Linked DNA regions of Homo sapiens: region 1 is linked to region 2. A link is a loop called in an ENCODE intact Hi-C map of the cell type or tissue named here. Cell type or tissue: endothelial cell of umbilical vein. All regions are shown on one strand. Links, peaks and the distances in the headings refer to the core of each region. The heading gives the core; the rest is flanking DNA. Region 1 has its middle 21 kb from the start of ROPN1B. Region 2 overlaps SLC41A3 (solute carrier family 41 member 3).

What was found. Hi-C counts contacts between places; a loop is a spot of excess contacts. Peaks named below come from ENCODE experiments on the same cell type or tissue, not always from the same donor. Only the 100,000 strongest peaks of a DNase experiment are listed, where the experiment ranks them.
Region 1: it touches region 2 in a loop (3-fold over the local background); 34 of 110 quality-filtered maps call a loop at or near these places.

What each region holds. Positions count from the first base shown.
Region 1 is chr3:125,988,829-125,991,745 of GRCh38, reverse strand. It overlaps the pseudogene ALG1L1P. Among named protein-coding and RNA genes, the nearest start is that of ROPN1B, 21 kb to the right of the region's middle. In endothelial cell of umbilical vein, for the core only: no CTCF peak of the experiment used is centred there; a DNase peak (open chromatin) is centred at 1,275; H3K4me3 peaks cover 677 bases; H3K27me3 peaks cover 335 bases.
Region 2 is chr3:126,080,140-126,083,056 of GRCh38, reverse strand. The region is part of intron 1 of SLC41A3 (solute carrier family 41 member 3); the gene reads left to right. Among named protein-coding and RNA genes, the nearest start is that of SLC41A3, 2.5 kb to the left of the region's middle. In endothelial cell of umbilical vein, for the core only: a CTCF peak has its summit at 1,363; no DNase peak of the experiment used is centred there.

The sequences.
Region 1 (2,917 bases), core at 146-2,645, 91 kb after region 2:
GGAGTGTCCTGATCACAATACAGGAGAATCAGTTTGCTTTATTTTACACTTACTTCTATGGGGTTATTATCATTAAACTTTTAATTTTGCTATTTGAGAATCATATAAGCATTTCTTGGTAGTCATATCTCCTACCAAGAAGTACAAGATAATACTGCCCTTGTAGAATGACTTAGAGTGTACTAAGGTCTTTCATTTCCACTTAATCCATACCCTGTTATTATTTCTGTGAGGTAGGAACCTAAATTTCAGGAAAGTGGTTTGTTCAAAGTCATACATCTACTAGGTAAAATGTCTAAAAGAAGAATGGACTCTGGCATCAGCTTTGTGAGTCTGAATCTTGATTCCACAGCTGTGTAACCGTTAGGAAGTTATTTGAACCCTCCAGCCCTCAATTTCCTCATGTGTAAAAGACGGATAATGGTACCTACCTCATAAGGATATTGCGACTATGAAATGGGTTATTCTATGTAATACATAAAAGCACTTAAGAGTAGTATCTGCCACATAAGTCCTATCTAAATGTTAGCTGCTGTTATCATTAAGACGGTGGCAAACTACGTGTTTTCAAAGGAACTAAATTCTGTTGCATGTCTACGCCAATTGTGTGATGGATGTTTTTACCGGGTTCTCTCATTTAACCTTCCCAATTCTTTGAGACAGAATTTTATGCTTGTTTCTGCCTATTTTGCAGCTTAGGAATAGTAAGTTCCGAGAAGTAAAAAGTAGTGGAATCCCAATGTGCAAATACCTGAAGCTAAGAGAGCTTAAGTCACTGGACCCAGCGGCGAAGGCTGGGACTTGAACCCCGGCCTGACCCGAAAGCCGGCGCTCTAGAGGGCTACGACGATTTAAACAGAAACACATCTAGAGACCAAGCGGCTGTGTTACGAAGGTAAGATTAGGTGTTTCCTGCACCTCTGTCCCAGCACTTAAATGTCGCCGCACGGTCTCTTTTTTCGAGCAGAGTTTTACAAGTTTCTGGCCCGAAAACCCCCCTGTCCCTCTCCATCCCCACAGTGGACTCCTCAGGTCCTCAGCCCTCACCCGGCCCAGTTGAGATCCGGACATGACCATCTCTCGCAGCCTCAGAGAAGCCCAGACCGAGGTAAGTGAAGCCTCACAGAAAAAACAACCGCCGTGGGCTCCCGGACCTTCTTGGCCCGCCCCCCGAGCTTCCGCTTCCGGAAAGGATCACGCCGAAGGCCGCACTTCATAGTCTCCGACGCACCTCCAAACCCTTTCTCCTGCTCTAGGCCCAGCGCCTTGGACGTGCACAGTAGATCCCTCCCGGCTTCCCGGCTTCCCGTCTCGTCACCCTCTGGTAGGGGATGGGAGAAGCCAATAGCCGGCAAACGGGGCGGGGGCGAGGCATGGCTGGGGCGGGGCCGGGGCGGAGCCGCCGAGAAAAGGGTTAAGAAGCCGTTCCAGGGCTTGCGGTGGGGGTTCGGGACGAGGACCCGCCAGCGCCAGAGGAAGGGACAGGAGTAGGAGGCGGATAGGTTTCAGAAGGAATTGCGCGCAACTTTTTGGATTTTCGCTCTTTATTTTTAGTTTGGCATCGTGTGCCTTTTGGATGATTTTGTTCTTGATATTCTATAAAAATAAGACCTCCAGGTTGTTATCTTGCGTAGATGTGATGCCAATTTCAGAATTATTCCCTGTGGCCACTGATCTCAGAACGATGCTCGTTAGTTGGGATTTTGGGTTTACTTCCATGCGTACTTGTCTCCTCTTGTGTTGAGGTAATTACTTTTGATGAAGAATGACACAACATTCTTAGTATTGGCATGTGCACTCATTTTAATGAGGATTTTAGTCATTGGTTTTGGGGTTTAGGAATTGGGTTTTGGGTTGATGATTTAAATCAAGTTGAAGAGGGAGAACTCAGTTGATTCCATTTCAACTGTCGCCCAGGCTGGAGTGCTGTGGTGCCATCGCAGCTCAATGCAACCTTCGCCTCCCGGTTTCCAGCGGGATTCTCCTGCCTCAGCCTCCTGAGGAGCTGGGATTACAGATGCGCTCCACCACAGGCGGCTAATTTTTGTATTTTTAGTAGAGACGGGGTTTCACCATGTTGGCCAGTCTGGTCTCGAACTCCTGACCTCAGGTGATCTGCCCACTTTGGCCTCCCAAAGTGCTGGGATTACAGGCGTGAGCCACGATGCCCAGCCTCGTTTCTTTTTAATGGAGAAAAGAGCTACCCTTTAAAAATCTGTTACAATTAATGTCAAAGCCCAGGAACTAAAATATGTCCACCAATATATCACACACTTATCCTGAGTGATTTTAGGAAACTTGAGTATTTCACAGATTTAGTTTTGAATTAGATCAAACTGTGAAAACCTCTCCTTTCCTTCCCCAGCCCTCACATAACTTCATAACTTTCTAACATATTCACCTGAAATTAAGGGGTTTTTTTTTAGTTGTTGGTTTTTAAAAATTCATGTTGACTTTTCTTAATACATGTTTATTTTAGAAAATATAGATAAGCAAAAAAGGAAAAGACCACCCATAACCCCATTGCCCGTGAGTTATCACTCTGAACAGCTTGGTGCATTCCCTTCAAGATTTTTTCCACCTACGTATATATGTATAAATGTATTACAACAATATGAAATAATAGGTATTACTGTAACATGAGTGTTTTCTCTTAATATCTAATCAACATTGTTTCTCATTAATCTACAGTTATAAAATGGCTGCCTGGTGTTCCATGATTCATTTCCCTAGTGTTGGGAATGTTATGCCCCCACCCCACTTTTCATTTTGTTATTTGCTATTATAAATAATGTTGCAGTGAGCTGAGATCTGCAAATGAACTAGAGAGTGGAGAGCAGAGTATTCTAAAGATGTGGAGACAGCATGATGCTGAGAAAGAGAAACCCAGAGAGGCTCTTGCTGCTGAAGTATAGAC
Region 2 (2,917 bases), core at 95-2,594:
GTAGTATTACCCCATTTCACAGATTAGGCAACAGAGGTACAGAAAGTTTAATTTTTCCAAGGTCACAGACCTAGAAAGGGGAGGAGCTGGGATTCCAACCTTGGGTTCCGGCTCCAGAACATTCCCACTGAGGCGAGGTCCCCTGTGAAGGTGGGGAGGGGTGAAGCCCAGAGGTCCTGGCGGCCTCCCTGCCAGGCAGAAACCATTAGTTCCAGAATCACGACCAGCCAGGTGCGTGGTCAGCAGTGGCCCTGCCTGCCTGCCTTTGGGCGAGCCCTGGTCTGTGTGAGCTGCTGGGTCCAGGTCCCCGGGCAGGATGTGTTCGCACTGGGGTGCTGACGGGGCGCCTAGAGGCCTGGGTCCAAGGCCAACCTCACAGGGTGACACAGGGATGCTTCTGGGTGACAGAGTGTCCGTTTCCTCCTCAGTCTGATGGGGGCGGATACCCCCCAACCCCATGCTGGCAGCTGGGAGGGTGGGCAGCCTCACAGACTCAGGCGTGGCTCTGAACTGTGGCCCCAGGTGGTCCACAACCTGTCCTGCCCAGCCTAGCCCCTTTCAAGGCACAAGGGTCTCTGACCACTGCCCCATAGCAGGGTTTCTCGGCCTCCACACTACTGACATTTGGGGTGGGGCAGTTCTTTGTTTTGGGGGGCTGTCCTGTATCACCCCCTGTCGGGACAACCAAAACCATGTGCAGACATTGCCCAATGTCCTCTGTGGGGACCTTGGAGGCAATGCCTCCACTGGCATCTTCTGGCATCTTGGCTCCTCCCTGGGGCTCTGGGATTAGAGGTTTCCTGGCCCACAGCCCACTTTCCCACAGGAGCCTCCTCCAGCCTGTGCTTGGTTGTTCATCTGCACGAGCTGTCAGTGACACAGGGACATTGGAGCATGTTCTCCTTGCAAACACTCCAACATTCAGGTGGAGCTGAGGGGCCTTTGGCCATGTCCACAGCTGGGAGATCCCCCACCCTGCAAGGGGCACAGAGCAGGTGTGGTGCTGACACCAGCTGGGCCCTGCTCCCGGGTCACCCTGGCCAGGCCTTCCTCTGGCACCATGTGCAGGCACAGTGAGGGTGGACCAGGGCTGGGGCTCTCTAGGTACAGCTGCACACGTGTTCCCAGCATGAATCACGGATCAGGGCTGCGCCAGCACCTGCCGCTCTGGTGTTTGCTGTCACCAAGCACAGTGGCTGCGCACTCTTGGGTTAACCTCCTCAGGCACGCGTGTGAGTGACTCACCAAGACTGTGGCTGAGTGAGGATGTGTGGCCTGGAGTGGTCACTGCCCAGTTGCCTCTGGCAGAGGCAGACCCAGAGCCCTGTGGCTGTGTTCCAGGCCCTTCTCCCCACCCCTTGCCCTAGTGGTGGTGAGGTGAGGTGCATCACACCAGGTTCATTTATTTATATTAAAAAAATTTTATTGACACATAATAGATGTACATATTTTTGAGTTGCCTGTGATAATTTAACACGTTCATGTAACTTGTAAAGATCAAATCAGTGCAATATAGACATCCATCATTTTAGAGATTGGTCTTTTATTCCAGAAACATTTGAATTCTAGCTATTCCGAAATATAAAATAGATTATTGTAAACTATAGTCACTGTATTGATTCATCAAACACGATTTCTTATTTCTTCCATCAAACTGTGTATTTCTAGCCATTAACCATCCTCCCTTTTTCCCCCTGTCCCGCCACAGGCTTTGGTAACCATTGAACTTTCTACCTCCTTGAGATCCCCTCCTTCAGCGCTCACATATGAGTGAGGCCATGTGATGTTTGTCTTTCTGTCCACGGCTTATTTCACTGAATGTAATGACCTCCAGTTCCATCTATATTGTTGCAGATGACAGGATCTCATTCTTCTTTATGGCTGAATAGTACTCCATTGTGTATATGTACCGCATCTTCTTTATCCTTTCATCTGGTATGGAAACTTAGGTTGATCCATATCTTAGCTATTGTGAATAGTGCTGCAAGAAACATGGGGTACAGATATCTCTTCAATATCCTGGTTTCCTTTCTTTTGGATATGTACCCATTAGTGGGATTGCCGGATCATATGGTAGTTCTGTTTTTAGTTTGTTTTTTTTTTTCAGAGATGGAATCTCGCTCTGTTGCCCAGGCTAGAGTGCAGTGGCACAATCTCAGCTCACCACAACCTCCACCTCCTGGGTTCAAGTGACTCTCATGCCTCAGCCTCCCAAGTAGCTGGAACTACAGGCGTGTGTCACCACACCCAGCTAATTTTTTGTATTTTAGTAGAGATGGGGTTTTGGCATGTTGGCCAGGCTGGTCTCAAGCTCCTGGCCTCAAGTTATTCTCCCACCTTGGCCTCCCAAAGTGCTGGGATTACAGGCTTGAGCCACTGCATCTGGCTTGCTTTTAGTTTTTAAAGGAACTTCCATACTGTTCTCCATAGTGGCTGAACTAGTTTACATTCCCACTAACAGTGTACGAGGAACACTTTCTCCACATCCTTACCAGTGTCCATTATTCCCTGTCTTTTTTATAAAAGCCATTTAAAATGGGGTGGGATAATATCTCATTGTGGCTTTGACTTGCATTTCTCTCATGATTAGTGATGTTGAGTACTTTTTGCATATATGTGAGCCATTTATGTCTTCTTTTGAGAAATATCTATTCAGATCTTTTGGCCATATTTTAATTGGATTTTTTTTATATTGAGTTGTTTGAATTCCTGGTACTATATATTCTGGTTATTAATCCCTTGTGAGATGAGTGGTTTCAGATATTTTCTTCCATTCTGTGGGTTATTTTTTCACTTTGTTGTTTCCTTTGCTGTGCAGAAACTTTTTAGCTTGATGTAATCCCATTTGTCTATTTTTGCTTTGGTTGCCTGTGTTTTTGAGGTCTTACACAAAAAGTCTGCCCAGACCAATGTCCTG